2 separate regions of the Homo sapiens genome follow, and region 2 is linked to region 1. A link is a loop called in an ENCODE intact Hi-C map of the cell type or tissue named here. Cell type or tissue: endothelial cell of umbilical vein. All regions are shown on one strand. Links, peaks and the distances in the headings refer to the core of each region. The heading gives the core; the rest is flanking DNA.

The links. Hi-C counts contacts between places; a loop is a spot of excess contacts. Peaks named below come from ENCODE experiments on the same cell type or tissue, not always from the same donor. Only the 100,000 strongest peaks of a DNase experiment are listed, where the experiment ranks them.
Region 2: it touches region 1 in a loop (4-fold over the local background); 15 of 110 quality-filtered maps call a loop at or near these places.

The regions. Positions count from the first base shown.
Region 1 is chr12:40,917,899-40,926,249 of GRCh38, reverse strand. CNTN1 (contactin 1) reads right to left here. Exons shown (of 24, transcript NM_001843.4): 4 at 7,479-7,611; 5 at 3,822-3,994; 6 at 1,598-1,693. Among named protein-coding and RNA genes, the nearest start is that of CNTN1, 230 kb to the right of the region's middle. In endothelial cell of umbilical vein, for the core only: a CTCF peak has its summit at 4,476 (motif pointing right); no DNase peak of the experiment used is centred there; H3K27me3 peaks cover 386 bases.
Region 2 is chr12:40,149,201-40,157,551 of GRCh38, reverse strand. LRRK2-DT (LRRK2 divergent transcript) reads left to right here. Exons shown (of 9, transcript NR_186757.1): 7 at 5,409-5,523. LINC02471 (long intergenic non-protein coding RNA 2471) reads right to left here and starts at 1,313. Exons shown (of 2, transcript NR_146526.1): 1 at 1,209-1,313. In endothelial cell of umbilical vein, for the core only: a CTCF peak has its summit at 4,585 (motif pointing left); a DNase peak (open chromatin) is centred at 4,551.

The sequences.
Region 1 (8,351 bases), core at 281-8,280:
CTTACTCTCCCCACTTCCCTGCATTATATCTATCTATCTATCTATCTATCTATCTATCTATCTATCTATCTATCTATCCTTATTTAGCAATATCTAACATGGCATGTCTTTTAGCCATTTATCTTATTAATGTCTGACTCTCCCCGTGGAAGACCTCTGAAGGCTGGTAGCTTTTCCTGTTTTGCTCCACTGAGGCATTTCTGTGGCATACATTGTGCCTGCTGTATAACAAATACTCATAAGAGATTTTCTGAGTCAATGAGTGATGCAGTGAAGTCCATCCAGTATTGAATATGGTCAAATGTAGTCACTGGATAGTTTTGGTCATTACTTTGTGGGAAACACTATGAAAATGGTAGGTTTTTAAAATATGTATATATACATATATATATATATATATATATACACACACACACATACATATATATATATATATATATATATATATAATTTCAATAGTTCCTTAAGAAAAAGGTTTTTCTCATTGAAAGGGTGTTAGAAAATTTTGAATTTTATATGTACCTCCTGTATTTATCAAGCAATCATCTTTCTCCTATTGTGGAGAAAATCACAAATATTTGATATGTAAACAACCACAACTCTCTCTCTCTATATATATATATGTGTATATATATATATACACGTATATATATATATACATGTATATATACGTATATACGTATATATACGTGTATATATATACACACACACACACACACAATTTCATGTGGAATATATAACATAATTTTGTGTGAAATATATGTGTGTGTATATGTACATACACACACATCAGATTGATGTATCCCACACAAAATCCTGTATGGAGTTTAAAAGCCTGTTACGTTTCATTCTCTATGGAGATGTTTAAAGTCAAATTTAAGGCATAATATTAGAACTAAAAGAATAGAAACATGATTTTTAAATTGTGAAAACAGGTATTTATATATTGTTTCAAAGAGATATTTGATAAATAAATGAAAATTGGTGAAAGTATATGAGGAATTCATCTTTTAATTAGCACTTTGGTGGCTTTTGTCTTAGCCATATAAAATTACAGAAAACATAGATTCAAAATTGAATTTCATAACAGATGACACTTAATTTAGCCCCATTTATAAAGTAGATGATTATTCTTGCTGATTGGTATTCCTAAGGAGATTAATAATTTATTATGTCTTTATCCCTTCTAGGGTTTAGTTACATACAGTTCACAGTATTTCATAGATACTAACTTGTTAAGAAAATGATTGATTATACATCCTTTCTTGGTACTGTTCTATTTCAGGAATATTTTCTAGAAAATCTAACAGAATTTCCCTATGGAATAGGAACTTTAATGATGACATAATACTATATATATATATATATGTTTATAAACTAAAATGATTAGAGATCCTTGGGACTAGAGCCAGGTGACTGAGCCAAGAAAGAAAGTGTCCACAACAATTAGTGACACATTACAAGGTATGCAAATATTCAGTCTCATTTAATTAATAATAAGCCATGATTATTAATAATGTAGCATTATTACTAAGAAAATGGAAACTTGTCCATTTTGTTTCATAGATGCTAATAGTCAGAGAGGAATTAAGTTTACCTGGAAAATGGTATGGGGGGTCACAGAGAAGCACCATTCCTTTCCCTTCTTTTACTCTGACCTCAGGACGTTCCTCAGGTGGGAAAGGATCAAGATCTAATTACGAAAGAAAAAAAGAGAAACATTCACTCTCTGGTCAATAGAAAGAGAGACATTCATCAATTTTACCTTTCAGCAAATAACTCATTCGTGAGATACAGCACTTCTCAGTGGTTTGGTGAAGCCTAGTAAAGTCAGCTCCTCGTTCTTACATTGCTGAGATTTTGTATAGACTATTAAAAAGTTCTGTTATGAGCTCAAAGTCTATGGATATTGGGAGCAGCCTGCATAAGAATTCTGACAACCCTGAAAATCACAAATATCCTGAAGACTTTTGTTTCAGACTTAGGGAGAATCTCAGTCAGGGTATCTGGAAATACAATGAAATCAGACAAACCAGGGACCTACCAAAGAAAGTAAGTAAGAAGGAATGACTTAGAGGAATGGACTCATTTGAAGGGTATTTCTCTTCCTGAGGGAGGGCTTGGATATCGGGAAGGAATAAGGGTGAAAGGCAGGACCCTCATTAGGGAACGTGAAAGTAACCAATCTCTTGCTCCTTCTCAAATTCTGGGTTTGTTTCAGTTCTAATTTTCTTTACTCTTTTCTATGTATTTGGAACTTACATTTCACTTGATTCCTTGATATTCTTCCAGTTCTTCATTTGTTTTACTGATACTCATTCTATTTTTTTCTGCCTCTCTTCCTGTTCCTAACCTGTGATCGGCACCCAAATTATAACATTGAATTGTTACTTTTCTCAGTATAAAGTGTATACCTCTGAAAATTCATCTATGCTAAGTGTTACTTTTTTGCAGAGGACTTTTCAAATCTACTTCTCTAGGCCTGGTGTCTTACTTGAATGCCATCCCTATCCTCAATAGCTTACTTGACATTTCAACTTGGATAACTCAATATCAAAATAACCTCTGCATGTGAAGCAACCATTTAAATGCTTCCTGCCATCCTTGAAATTGGTTTTTCTTGCTCCCATCCCATTATTAATGAGAACAGAATGTTTCTACCCTCTGACTAGACATAACTTGGAAAAAAAATGTACAGTCTTCTTTCCTTTTGTGCAATGCAACCTGTTAATTCTTTCCTTATGGTTAATGTATATTATTTACATTTCCACTCTCACCACACTAATTTAATCTTACTTCTCTTCCTGGACCTTTCTCATTCCCTCCTGATAAACCCTACCATGAAGGACTTCTTAAAACATTGTTTTCATCCTATAATTCATTTTGCAAAAGATTTAAGTGCTGACAAATCACATACTGGAGATCACCTGGTCCAACTCATCTCCCAATGTAAAATTTTCTTTCAAAACAACCTCTAATTTTTAGCTTAGCACAGTTTTTCATTATTAGCCCTAATTAAAAGAAATGTTTCATGTAATTTAAATTTAAAATAAATTAACTAAAATATAATTAAATTTATTCCTACTATTAGAAGTTAAATATTAGGGAATACAATATTGTCATATTGGGTTGATCTTTGAAGAGTCACAGACATTATGTTGCAATATGTGACATTTTCTTCCCCCAAAAGACAATTTTCACCCCCTTAGGGGTGATAGTGCCCCTTTGATAATACATGGCTTGTTGCTTCCATTGATGTCTTTTTTTTTTTTTTTTTTTTAAGGCAGAGTCTTGCTCTGTCATCAGGCTGGAATGCAGTGGCACAATCTCGGCTTACTGCAACCTCCGCCTCCCAGGTTCCATCAATTCTCCTGCCTCAGCCTCCCGAGTAGCTGGGATTACAGGCATGCACCACAACGCCCAGCTAATTTTTGTATTTTAAGTAGAGACAGGGTTTCACCATGTTGGCCAGGATGGTCTCGATCTCCTGACCTCATGATCCACCAGCCTCAGCCTCCCAAAGTGCTGGGATTACAGGTGTGAGCCACCGCGCCCAGCCTGATGCTAACTTTTAAAGAGTCATTCAAGATCCTCAGACGCTGGCCTTCCTTTATTTGACAACATCATCTTTCACTGTTTCAAGTGCATTCATAGTATGCCTTGTGGTGCTTTGTTGTCTCCATTACACAATTAGGGTCCACTCATCTTGTAAGATCCACCTCATCTATGATGCCTTCCTCTCACTATCCTTTCCTGATTGTTCTTCTTGCTGAACTCACCTAAACACGCTTGCCCTTTTTTAAAAGTTACAGTTTACTTACATCCAAAGCTCAGGGTTGCTTCAGTGCTTCTGACCATCCCGTAGTTATTAGATGCTAAACAGTAGTATATTCCAGCATCTTTCTGTTTGTCAGGGTTGTTGATAACAAGGTTTCCTCCTACCATACTGTATCGATCACTTGTGAGATCAACGTCCCCATTATTCATTCTCCATCTATGAGAAAAAGACACAAAGGTCATATCACAGGTCATGAGACCTAGAAACTCTACGGAGCTAACACAGTTCTAAAATAATTTGGGTACGGCTCCATGTGAAGTCAGACAATTAAGAATATGATTCAGGTGGTATTTCTTTGTACTCTATGATTCTGAGTCTCTAGGACCATAATTTGTAATTTAGCTCAAGTACAGACAAGGAAACATCAAAGTACATGACGTATTTTGTCTTTTTTTTGTGAGGTATCTCAAGTGACAAATATTTTGTTGAGTTTTTCTCCATAAATTGATTTCTTGGGATGTAATTGATAGCCATCTATGCACCAGTTAGATTCATACATATGCAGATATACTGTATAAAGTATTAAAAGCATTGTTCTACCATAAATAAAATACAAAATATCAATATCTGACTCTAAATTTCAAAGTAATTTTTCAATAAAACAAACTAATTGACAGTGGGTTCTGCTCAATAAGTGACATATTCTGACCACTAGAGGTCAGTCACACAATTTGAAAATGATAAAAGTCAGTTGGGTTTTTAAAAATTTATTCCGAGCCACAAATATACAAGTAAATCTGGATTTTCCTCAGCCTAGAGTTAGTGGTCACTTATGTCTTTTCTCATTACTCTAAGATTACTTTTAATAAAGTGAAAAAGAGGAACAATTCTTTTTCTCCCCAACCACATAATATCATAACAATATAAGACATGCTGCAGATAATCAGAGCATTAACTGATAGGGATAGTGTTATAAATAGACTGGAAACAGGGATCTAACTTTCTGATGTGATGATGAAAAGAATGCATGTAGAAAATAGTTCTCAACTAAGAGAACCAACTGTATAATTTTATAATCATTCTTTATCAGGGTTTATCCTTTAAAGTTCCATGTCCTCAGGAAAGTCATAAGCCTAGAGCTGTGGTCAAATCGCTCAAGTAGTAGTGGCTCGTGGCCACATCGCTCATTTCCTGGCCACTTCTAATTAGAGTAATAATCATGCCCAAAAGTCCTAATGACTTTAGAATATCTGTTGTCAAATCAAAGTTACTGGAACATTATTAGTTACAATTTTCGCAGTATAGGAGATAATTTAAAAGCAAGTATAGAAAACTGTGATTTTGCATTTTTAAAACTTACTAAATTACAATCCAATGAATAAAGCCTTCCTCTTCCCCCAGGTGATGGCAATATTGTCCCTGCCTGAACCATCTAGTGTTAAGTTGCTTAGCTCTTGTCAAGACAGTGGGTTTCTTTGTTGGGCAGCTCCAATTTTTGTAATTTCTCCCTCATTATATTGGTTCCAAATATTTGTTTATTATCTTACCTTCCTCCACATGGATCTGATTGTGCTTGTGACATCATATAAGGATTACCTTTTTCTGTCTTTGAAGAAGTTCACTGGTCTAGTTTCAGAAACATAGACTATTGCTACAATCCCTTTTAATACTTTTTTATTGTAATGCTTGTTTCTTTGGGGATGGGGGCAAGATAATGAAAGCCTCAAGGCTTATAAGTCAGAAGTAAAGTACCCTGTTGTACCTCTCAGGATGTTGCTATGAATAGCACGTTGTCCCAGAACATGCTACAAATATATAACTACTATATGAATGAAAAATTGGATGATTACCAAGGTTAGTATAATTTGTCCTGAAATTATGTACATTTTAAAAACTTTAAATGTTCTTTTCCATCAAACTATTTCCATCATGAGCTGATTTTTTTTCTGTTCTTTCCCCCCACTTTTTTTTTTCCTGTCAAATGCAGACTGTCTTCATAACAAGATTAAACATCTATCTGTCTTCTCCAGTTCTGTCTATTAGTGTATGGATAACCAGGCCAAACTCAAAGTGGGAATTTCAGTGCTGGGTGCAACCTGAGAGAGGCAGTTGGTGACTTACTGGCAAAGCAAAGCTTTGCTTTTTATTGTGCCTGTGGGGTGGGGGCATGGGGGCAGCAAGGAGAAGCATAGCCTTTTCCATGTTTCTAGAATGTTATCTGAGAGCAGCCCTTTCTTTTGGTTGCCTCTGTTCTAGCCTAGAGACTGATTTGCTAAGGTCCCTTGTGTGACTGTTAACAACAGAGTGTCACAGCATAAGTGTCACTGAAAGAGTTTTTGGGATTCTATCAATCTATCCAGATAGATAAATAATGAAAAAATTGCATACCTCATTGGAAGTCATAAAAACTGTGTTTCAGTCTTGGATCTGTGATTTACTAGTTCTTGAGCAAGCAAATTTACTTATTCAGGATTCAGCTTCCTCTCCTGTAAAATTTTCTTGGATTGGATCTCCTCTACAGATCCTATTAGTTCTACTATTCCATGTCAATGACAAATAGGCTCTCATTATATATGGCTTAAGGGTGGAAATAAGTCTAGCCCATCAAATATTTTGAGAACAAATGTGTTATTTATAATTTATAAAATACCTACTTATATCATATTTCCATGTATGAAATTGAAACGATAAAAATAATTTCAATGGGATGGTGATTTTGTATCTAAATTCACAATTTTATCTTAAGAATAATTTTGTGATTATAGCCAAAGGCAGGAAAAAACTGAGTACTGTTAGAATCAAATGGGTGGAAAGGGATATTCTCTTTTGTAAGAACTTTTTATAATAATAGAAAGTTACTTTTGTATCAAGGAAAAAATATTAAAATTAACTTTGTTGAGTGACAACTTTCAATTAAGTCAGGTGACATTAACACACTAGAGCCCCCAATTTCTCCATCAGTCACTTGTTTTGTCTTCATGGAACCATTGCACAGGTGAAATTTAAATCCACTGGCATTTGGTTGATTTTTGCATCTCATTCTTTGCATCAGATGAGAAACTGTTAGTATACTTTTATGACCCATCTGAAGCAGGAAAACTCATTGTTGCTTTTTATAAAGTTGTTTTAGATAGCATACATATGTAACCCAGAAAAATAGTAAGAGGTATGTTTATATAGATTTTCCTATAGGTAGAGACATTTAAGAAATTTGCTGTGTTGGGTGGAATATAGATATGAGACTGTTGAAAAATATGGTGCTTTCTACAGTTATTTGTGCAAGATCTTTAAATGTACTTAATATAAAAATTTATCCATATCTGTAGGTATGAGTTATGCAGGCCAGTACATAACAAAAACATTTTATCCTCAAATCTGTATATTTAAATTATGCATAATTTTATGTAACCATTCATGGGCCTAAAAACATGATTTCCATTATACAATTTATAAGTGGATAATGTCAAATGCCAGTAACATTATCTGTGCAAAAAATAGTAAGAGAATTATTTGCATATATTTAAGAAAATCTGCTATTTGAGCATTAGGCAACTTTTTTAATAGTTTGTATGCCAATATTTTTGTTAATGTCCATGGAATTTGCAGAAAGCACTATATTACATCTGTACAAGTTCATAGATGCTGATCTGTGATCATTACTCTGACACTCCACTCTGAAAAGAGAAGCGAGGTACATTACTTGTAAACCGGGAAAGGGCTGGCTCGTGCCCTACAGTTGAGTGAGACTTTTCCTTCCAGTGATTCCTCTGGATAAATGGTATTGATTGGCTGCTCTTCAAAAATTGGTCCAAATCCTTTGTCTTCCTCAGAAACTACAAGAAATATGAAATTGTTTTACATTGTACTGCTTTATAAGTCAAAGAAAATTTGAGAACATTGAAAAAAAATTACTTGAAAAAAATCAGAAACAGAATCTCCATTTTAATTCAAAACAAAGATATTTGCCTCCATAATACTGAGCCAAACATCAGGTTCTTCATTTAAAATTATTTTCTGTGCATCTCCTGTCATTTTTCCAAATGTACCATGTGTTGCCAAACTTAACTACTTTCCACTTCCCCAAACAAGCTGTGCTTTCATGCCCCTGAGCCTCCGCATATGCTTTCGGTTTTCCTAGAATCATCATTCTACTTTTCTTGTCCTATCAAAATTTGCATGATCCTTTGGTGACCTAGCCATAGTTAGTTCCAACAGGAAGCCAAAACCTCTCATCTCTCCTGGCTTTTATTGGTCCTCTTTTGAGTTCCTGTAGCTCCCCATAAAGGTTATGGTACTTAATACACTTGCTATGATTCTTGGTACAACTTTCTGTTCTGCTAGATTGCAAATGCTTGAGAACAGGTGGCTACGTCTTTCATCTGTGTACATCATTCTCCTGGGTTGTCTGGAAAACAAAAGGAGCCTAATGATTTTTGAACAAGAGTCTGAATGCAAAGGAGAGCTTCTTGATGTTGAGAAAATCAGTCTCTTTTCTGAGCCAGTTTTTGTTGATTTTTTTCTAAACATGTGACTAGCGTTGGCACTCAGCACCATCTAGAACAATCAATCAATA
Region 2 (8,351 bases), core at 75-8,074, 770 kb after region 1:
CTTCGAAAAGAAGTGTCCACTTGCCCTTTGGCCAAGCTGTAAACAGACGCACCAAGAAACTTCCTCAGTGAGGCTGTCATCTTGGCATTAGATCCATGAGTCAGAGATTTTGGCTGGCTAAATTGTAAAGACCACTTTGAATAACTTGCAATTGTCTTGTTTCTTAGACTATGCACACTTTCTCTCTTTCAGTTAACGTTAAAATGATATATGCAATAAATTGCATATTTGAGTAAATGACATACGCAATAAATTACAACATATGCAATAAAATCAATTAGGTAGCCTTTTCTGAAATTCAGTAAACCCACCAGGAAGGGTCAGAGATAAACCCTTGATATCTAGCAAAAACAAATAAAAATAAGATTTTCAACAGATCAGTGGATTTCATAAAAGATAGAACGTATAATATGAAAGAAACACTGAGGGTACATGATCATCTGTGAAGCATAATGTAATGAGAACAATACTGGACTTGAACTAAAAGTTTTGTGTTCACAGCCCAGATTTACTCCCAACTATATGATGTTGAGCAAATTACTGAATGTCGCTTAAGCCTACGTTTTTGCATTTATATAAGGATAATAGTACCACCTACCTTACAATATTACTGAAAAAGATTCAACTGGGCAAGGCTAATTAAATAATAATAAAGTATACCATATTCTTAGTTTCCTTTTTTAAAAAATCTTTCCTGAATTTTGGTTAGAGTAAGTCCTGATTCAAAGGACAGATGTGTGTGTCTTCCTTCCTTGAAACTAATACTGTTTCTGGTGAGCTTTTGCTCATCCAACTCTGTAATAGAAATCCCATATTCTTGCTATAAATAAAGGCCTTTATAATTTGTGACATTTACTTCTTACCTAAATATTCTGCAACTGCAGATCTCAGACTCTGGCTCTGTCACATGAAAAAAGTCTTCTGTGTGCTCACTGCGTCAGCATACTCTACCACCCTTTCTGTATCACCTCATATGGTAGGAGCTTACATAATTGTAAAGTGGTTGCATAGCAACCAAATTATCAAACACCTCCATCCCACTTTTTCTGTCTTAAACCCTCAAACAACTAGTGGAGCATTTTCAGTTAACAACAGTCTTTAATCAGAGGAGAGAAAATTCCAGGTTGCTGATTCAGTTATTTCTTTTTATTTACCTCTATTTTTATATTCACCCGGCTCGTGTGAAAAACAAAAACTGAAGTACTCACAGATGAGGCAGTGTTTAGCATCTAAACACACCATATGCCAAGGGATAGATGTTGTTGTTGCAGCTGTCCAAAGTTAGCCAGGTTAACACTGACAAACAGCTTCCCCCAGAACATGAGAAAACCACGGCCGCCTGCTCCTTGTTGGCTGGTGGAGTGAAACAGACTTTACAGTACACTGGATCAGCTAAACTGTGAATTACAGGTGAACCAAAGCCATTCTGTCAGTCATTCAAGGAAAAATGACTTCACTCAGCTAGAGGACACTCCCTTGACAAAAAAAAAAAAAAGGAAAAAGGACTTGAGAAATCATTGAATCAAGACCTTCCTTGCTCAGTTCAATTGATTTGCCTAAAGTCATAAAAACAGTAACTTAGTCGCAAAGATGTAATAAGGAAAAATCTTCCTACTTGAATTAAGGATTCCTCCAAGGAGGCAGCATGATACTGTTTTAAGAGCACAGGGCATTAAGTATAACCACCTTGGTTTACATTCTATTTCTCAATTACAAGCTACCACCAAGTTAACTTTTAGGGGTTTCAGTTTCCACAATGCTACCTTACAGCATTATTTGGAGAGCTGCATAAGACAATCCACATGATATTCATGTTACTGCACCTTGTGCAAGTTAAGTACATGTTAGCAATTATTATTATTATTATTCGGTGGTCTAGGAAATCCAAATTTGTCTGGTCCAGAAACAAACAAATTGTCCTATGTCTTCAAAAGAATGGAGCATCCTACATTCAATGGAACTGTAAAGTCAAATAAGCTTTAAAAATTTAAAACTATATCTAAATCACTGACTATTTGGTTTAAAATTCTGTCCCCCCTGGTTCTTGGATGACTATTCTAAGTGTTCAACAAATTTCACCAGCTCAAAACAGTAACCACATATAATGTGGAATTAAGAAACAAGAGTTTGTATTTCTACCTAAAACTCTCATTTGACCCTTTAAACCAGATTCCAGTTTTTTTTTGCTTTGTTTGTTTGTTTGTTTGTTTTTTGGTGGGAGGAAAGAGGAAGAAAATGAACAAAACAAAAATATATGCAGTATAAGAAACCCGGTCTAGTTTGAGCCTTGAGCCATGACGTAAACATTCTTTTAAAGAGAAGCTTCCATGATTAATTACTACAGTTTATTTTTTCCCCCTCTAGGAAATCAACAATCAACTAGATGTAACACTTGGGAGAGTTTATTTTTGGCTAGCCTAGTAATTATAGCCAGAACAGAGCAGGGCAGGTAGATAGGAAATATTTTAGAAACTATTTTATCAAAGCATCAGGATTTTCAAAAAGAACAAGGCAGGGGTTCCCTCCCACACTTAAAATAACAATGAAAAACATGGCTGCGGTTAGATTCTTTAAGAAAAAGAATAAGTTTGAGTCTTGCTCTTGGGCCTGGCCACGCTTATCGGTGTTATGCTTTGCATGTCAGATGCTCTCTTCTGTAACAGTCTTCTCTTTGCCTAGTGAGGAGGAAGACTCATTCTTTCTGCAACCTCAAAGAGTTAATCAATATGAACATAAATATTCAACAGATATCAATTGTCCTTTTGCCTACCTCTGTGATACCAGGAATATTTTCTCAAATGACTTCCAAGTGTTGTTTTGCCATGTCTGTAAAAACAGACTGTCAGAAGTGTCTGGATCAAGCAATGGGAGCAGTTAAATAGAGCTTTCACCCCTTTCGTCTTTCTTCTGGAATAATTTCTCTGACTCTCATGCATACAGTGCACACTAGCAGATGCTAGCGTTTTGGCGTTATCTGTGACCTTCTATAAAAGTTGCTACTAAGATGGGCGCAGCAGCTCATACCTGTAGCCCCAACTACTCTAAATGGCTATGGTATTCTCAGGCTAAACTCATTACAGTGTAATAATCTGCTATTCCAAAAATATTTATTTACTTGATAGCACAGTGGACCCTGAAAGGCATTGTAGGTCTTTTTGTTTGATTAATTGCCTGTTCACTTTGTTTTCAAACATCATCAATATAGAAGAGGAAAATGATATTAACAAAGACCATATAGTGCTTAAAGTATGTGAAGCTGGTTAAAATATTCCCAGTTGATATTTCTTTCTCTGGCCATATGAAGAAATTTACAGGCCAGTCATGGTGGCTCACATCTGTAATCCCAGCATTTTGGGAGGCCAAGGCAGGAGGATACCTGGAGCCCCGGAGTTTGAAACTAGCCTGGGCAAAATAGAGAGACCCCCCATCTCTACAAAAATAAAAATAAAAAGGAAATTTACAATTTTTGGCTAAGAGGATATAGTATCATGTGAGAGAACTTTAAAACAAACTTAATCCAGGCAGTGCCACCACCCTCTGCCCCCACCCATCTTCATTAGTACTGGATCAGGAAGTACTTTATACTCAGTTATCTTTGCTTTTCGGTGCTGTGACCTTGTATAAAAGTTGCTACCAAGCTGGGCGTGGTGGCTCATGCCTGTAGTCTCAACTACTCAGGAGGCTGAGATGAAAGGATCATCGCTTGAGCCTGTGAGGTCAAGGCTGCAGTGAACTGAGATGGTGCCACTGCTCTCCAGCCTGAGCAACAAAGGGAGACCATGTCTTAAATAAATAAATAGAGTTGCTACTACTATGTTCAACTGCAAATGTTAGATGAACAGTCATTTAAATGAGAATTGAAGCCCATGGTAAGAAAGACAGGAATTTTTGTGATGAATTAAGTAAAAAAGGTGGTTGGTTGAATTTGACTCACTAAACAATGGTGAGTCAGTTAGGAAGTTGAGGAATGTGGACAAATGAGGAAGAAAAGACCAATAAAGAGCAGGTACATATATAGAAGTGCCAATAATATCAGCTTCTTTTAGCCTAGTTTTTCCTAAAACTTTGGGTACTTAGTAAAATTGTTGAAAAGTTCATTTGAGAATCATCTGGAACAACAGGGATGAACTTTGAAAAATTATGTCAATTGAAACTTTATAATTCCACTTATATAAAGTACCTAGAGTCAAATTCATAGACACAGAAAGTGGAATGGTTGTTGCTGGGGGTTGGGGGAGGAGAAAATGGGGAGTTATTTTTTAATGGGTATAGAGTTTCAGTTTGGGAAAATGAAAAAGTTCTGGAGCTGGATGGTGATGACGGTTACAAAAGAATGTCAATGTACTTAATGCCACTGAACTGTACACTTTAAAACAGTAAATTTTACGTTATGTATATTTTATCACAATAAAAAAGAATCACCTGAAAAAAGATAGCAAAGGAGGAAACTGACTAGGATACAATTGAAAGAACCATGAGAAACAAATAAATATATATAGACCAAATTCCTATTATCATAGTCTGTTTTTACCTTGAAATGTATAGAAAAGTTCAGCAAAAGAGTGCCCCCTTGTGGACCTCTGCGAGGTGGCAACATGCATAATTAATCCTGAATGTCCCTGTACAATTACAAGGCTCTTTTGAATTATACATGCTTGCATTCCTCGATGACAGGGGCCTCAAAAGCCTCCCAAAAGTTAACTCAAGATCAGAGACTGAAGAAAAGGATGCTGATATATTTTGAAGAGATTTCTCTTAATTTCTAAGTTGGCAGAGTCAAGACTATTCATTTCTTGAAGGTTTTTAAAAGTTGAAGTTTAACGGTTGTTATGGAACTGCAACTTAGGATGTTTAAGTTCATGTTGGGTTTCTGGAGGAAGTCTCTCTACAAGAAAAAATATTTGGAGTGTTTTCTGTAGGGGATATCTTTGAAGATTAACCTTCATTCATCACTTCAATTTGTTCTGTTTCTCAGCAAGAATGACTTTTTCGTTACTTCTATTCAACTTTGCTCTTAATAAATAGAAAACTAGAGAAAAAATAAATATCTGTATGACTTCCACAAAGTGGTATAATGTCCTTCCACAATATGTATGTTAACACTTTTATTTCAAGTAGCTTTTTGATGATTATATAATTGTTCTTTTTTTTTAATCTACAGAATTTAATCAACCTCATATAGTGGCCAAGGAACATATTAAATAAGTTTTTCAAGGTCGTTGAAAGAATGAATGGGAAAGCAAGATTAAAATTCTGATATCCCACAGTGATGTTAGCTGGTTGCCAACACTGTTGCTCTACAAATGTAGTTCTTAAGTAGAAACAATTTTTTAGTTGGAATTTCTCAAGGTAATTCTATGATTTTGTGAGGAAAAATGACATAGAATTGACCAAAATTCCTTTTGCAGGCATAGGTTCCTAACTGTGAATATCCTGATTTTGAAGAAAACAGTAGATTAATTTCAACTGCTGGCAGCTTTCACTTGACCTTGCAAAGGTTACAATTATCCAGAAATCTCATACGTAAGTACCGTTTAGTGAAAAGTTCAAATTAAATATCTCTTTACACGTGGACTTCTGTTTCCTTAGGATCTGGAGCCTGAACCAGACTAGTATTGATATAATAACTGTACCTAGCTTAAACAGTTTGTATTGATCCACTCTGAGATGCTTTGGAGACCATTAGTCATAAGTTCACACTGTTATTGTAAAGCTTTACGAACCGGCTATTATCCCTTCCAGTTTTAACTATGTGGAAGTTTTTTTAAAAACTTTTAATTTTGCAACAATTTGAGATTTACAGAAAAGTTGCAAAGATAGTGTAAAGAATTTTTTTATACCTTCAATCAGTGTCTCCTCATGTTAACATCTTACATTATTCTGCTACATTTGGCAAAACTAACAGACTTATACTGGTACATCCCTATTAACTAAACTCCAAATTTTATGTAGATTTCACTAGTTTCTCCACTGATGTTCTTCTATCCCAGATTCCCATGCAGAATATCATATTGCATTTAGCCGTCATGTCTCCTTAGTCTTCTCTTCTCTGTGAAAGTTTCTCAGTATTTTCCTATTTCTCATGACCTTCACAGTTTTAAGGAATATCTATTTTGTAGAATGTTAGCAAGTTCAATTTTAACCAAGAAGATAAAAGTTATACACTAAGAATGTTTTTCTCATGATTAGACTGGAGTTATGGGTTTTCATATCAGGCAGGGGTATATAGCATCAACATAACTTATCACTGGTGATGAGAACCTTGACCACTAGGTTAAGGTTGTGCTTTTCCACTAGAAAGTTGCTATTTTTCCTTTCACTATTCTTTGGGAGAGCATCACTGAGTTCAGCCCACACTCAAGGTGGAAGGGAGAGGAGAGAATATCTGCATATGTTATTTGAAATTTTCTGGAAGGAAAATTTGCCAATTGTCTCCCATTTATTTATTTGTTCAATGATTTCTTTGTACCAGCACAGACTCGTGTGGTGTTTTAAACTTTGGATTATAATTCACTACCACATTATTTATTTCACTGCCCAAATTATTCCAGCTTTGGCCATAGTGGTTTCTTTCAGGTTTGTTACTGTGACCTTTTGACATGCCTTCATTTTTTAGGGGGTGGGGGGTGTTTGTTGTTTGTTTGTTTTCTTGCTTGCTTGCTTTTGAGCACTTCTGGCACTAAAAGATGATCCAGGTTCATCTAGTATTTACCCGATCCCAGCCCTAGAATCAATAATTCCTTCAAGGAGCTCTGATTGATTGTTTCTATTGGTGACTGATATTTAGAAAGCAAGATCTAGAGACTTAGTGTGCTCATTGCTATAGGGTGTCATTGCTTCTAGGCTCTCCCAGCAAACTGAAGTAGGAAACACATGTATGTATGCTAATAATACATATATATGTATATAATCACATCTATAATTATTTCTCTGTCTCTCAATATATATATAGATGATAAGTGGTTAGATAGATGATTAGTAGATATTAATAGATAATAGGGATTCCTACTGAAGTCTCTAACACTAATATATAGTACTACAGAGTTTATTTGAGTCTTCTGTTGAGACTTACTAAAAATCTTGAACTTTACTTCCTTTTATTAACTGAATATTTTTGGTATTATGTTTTATATTAGTAAAGGATGTTTCCCTATTAAGCTGATGCTGGTGTACTTTGGTAGCATAATGATGTTGCAGTATCATTCTCTATAAATCAAGCAAAAATGTCTTGATCCATGTGGCAGACACTGCTGATTATCTGCCTAATATTTCATCTCTTCTTCATTCCACAAATTTTAAGGACAGCACTGTGTCCAGTTAAAAATTCTCCTCCATAGACTCTTTTTAAGGTAGAATTGCCCCCATGTAATCTAGACTTACAAGATGCAGGAGGAAACTTCCTGTAGGAAGCTTGTGGGAATGTCATTGTTTTCGCAATAAAATTCACCTTTGCCCTTCATCCTGCTCTCCTCCTCCCATATGAGACATGCAAATGACATCTGGAGGTGGGGCAGCCATCCTACAACCAAGAGGATAAAAGACACTAGAATGGCAGAGAAGGAAGGGAGAAGGAGCCTGGTCTGATGAGTTCTGTTAGCACCATCTCTAATGCATCATCTTTGGTCTGCCTACCCCTAGACTTCTTGTACATGGGGAAAATGAGCTCATATTTGGCTAAGCCACTTCTGTCTGTTGTGTAACATTCAACACAGTAATCTAACCCCTTGGGAGGAACAGAAGGACATATTTTTTTCTTTATAAATTGGATGGTCCATTATTGTAATTATATGTGGCATAAAATGCCAGCCAGTGCTTGTTCATTATATTATGCTTAGGTGTGGAAGAGCATATTTCAGGTTCAAGAGTTAGTATGCAAAAAGATGAATGGAATTCAGACTACTTATTCTAAACAGCATGTTTCAGGATTAGCCAAAAGCTCATCCATACATACTATTTAAAGAAACAAACTTTGGAAAAACAAGGTAATTGTGTATGGGTCCTAAGGTCATAGATTAGTATCATAAGAGATTGATGTTCAGAATGTGATTCAATATCTTAAGTATATAGTCTAATAATTCTTGAGGTGGCAAGAGGGGATATGGGGTAGAAAGGGAGAGTAGGGGAGTGTCAGAGTTCATGGGAGAATATGCAGTGTGAAAAAATTAAAATTATAATGATTTTTGATCAATGTACTTAATTTTCTTTGAAAGTGAATAATGATAATAGTAATAGGCATATATGATACTCTGAGCAATATACTAGGCATGTAAAAGAATTATAACATTAACTTGTCACAATAATACTTTGCAGTAGCTATTCTTAGTATCTGCATTTAAAAGATGGGGAAACTC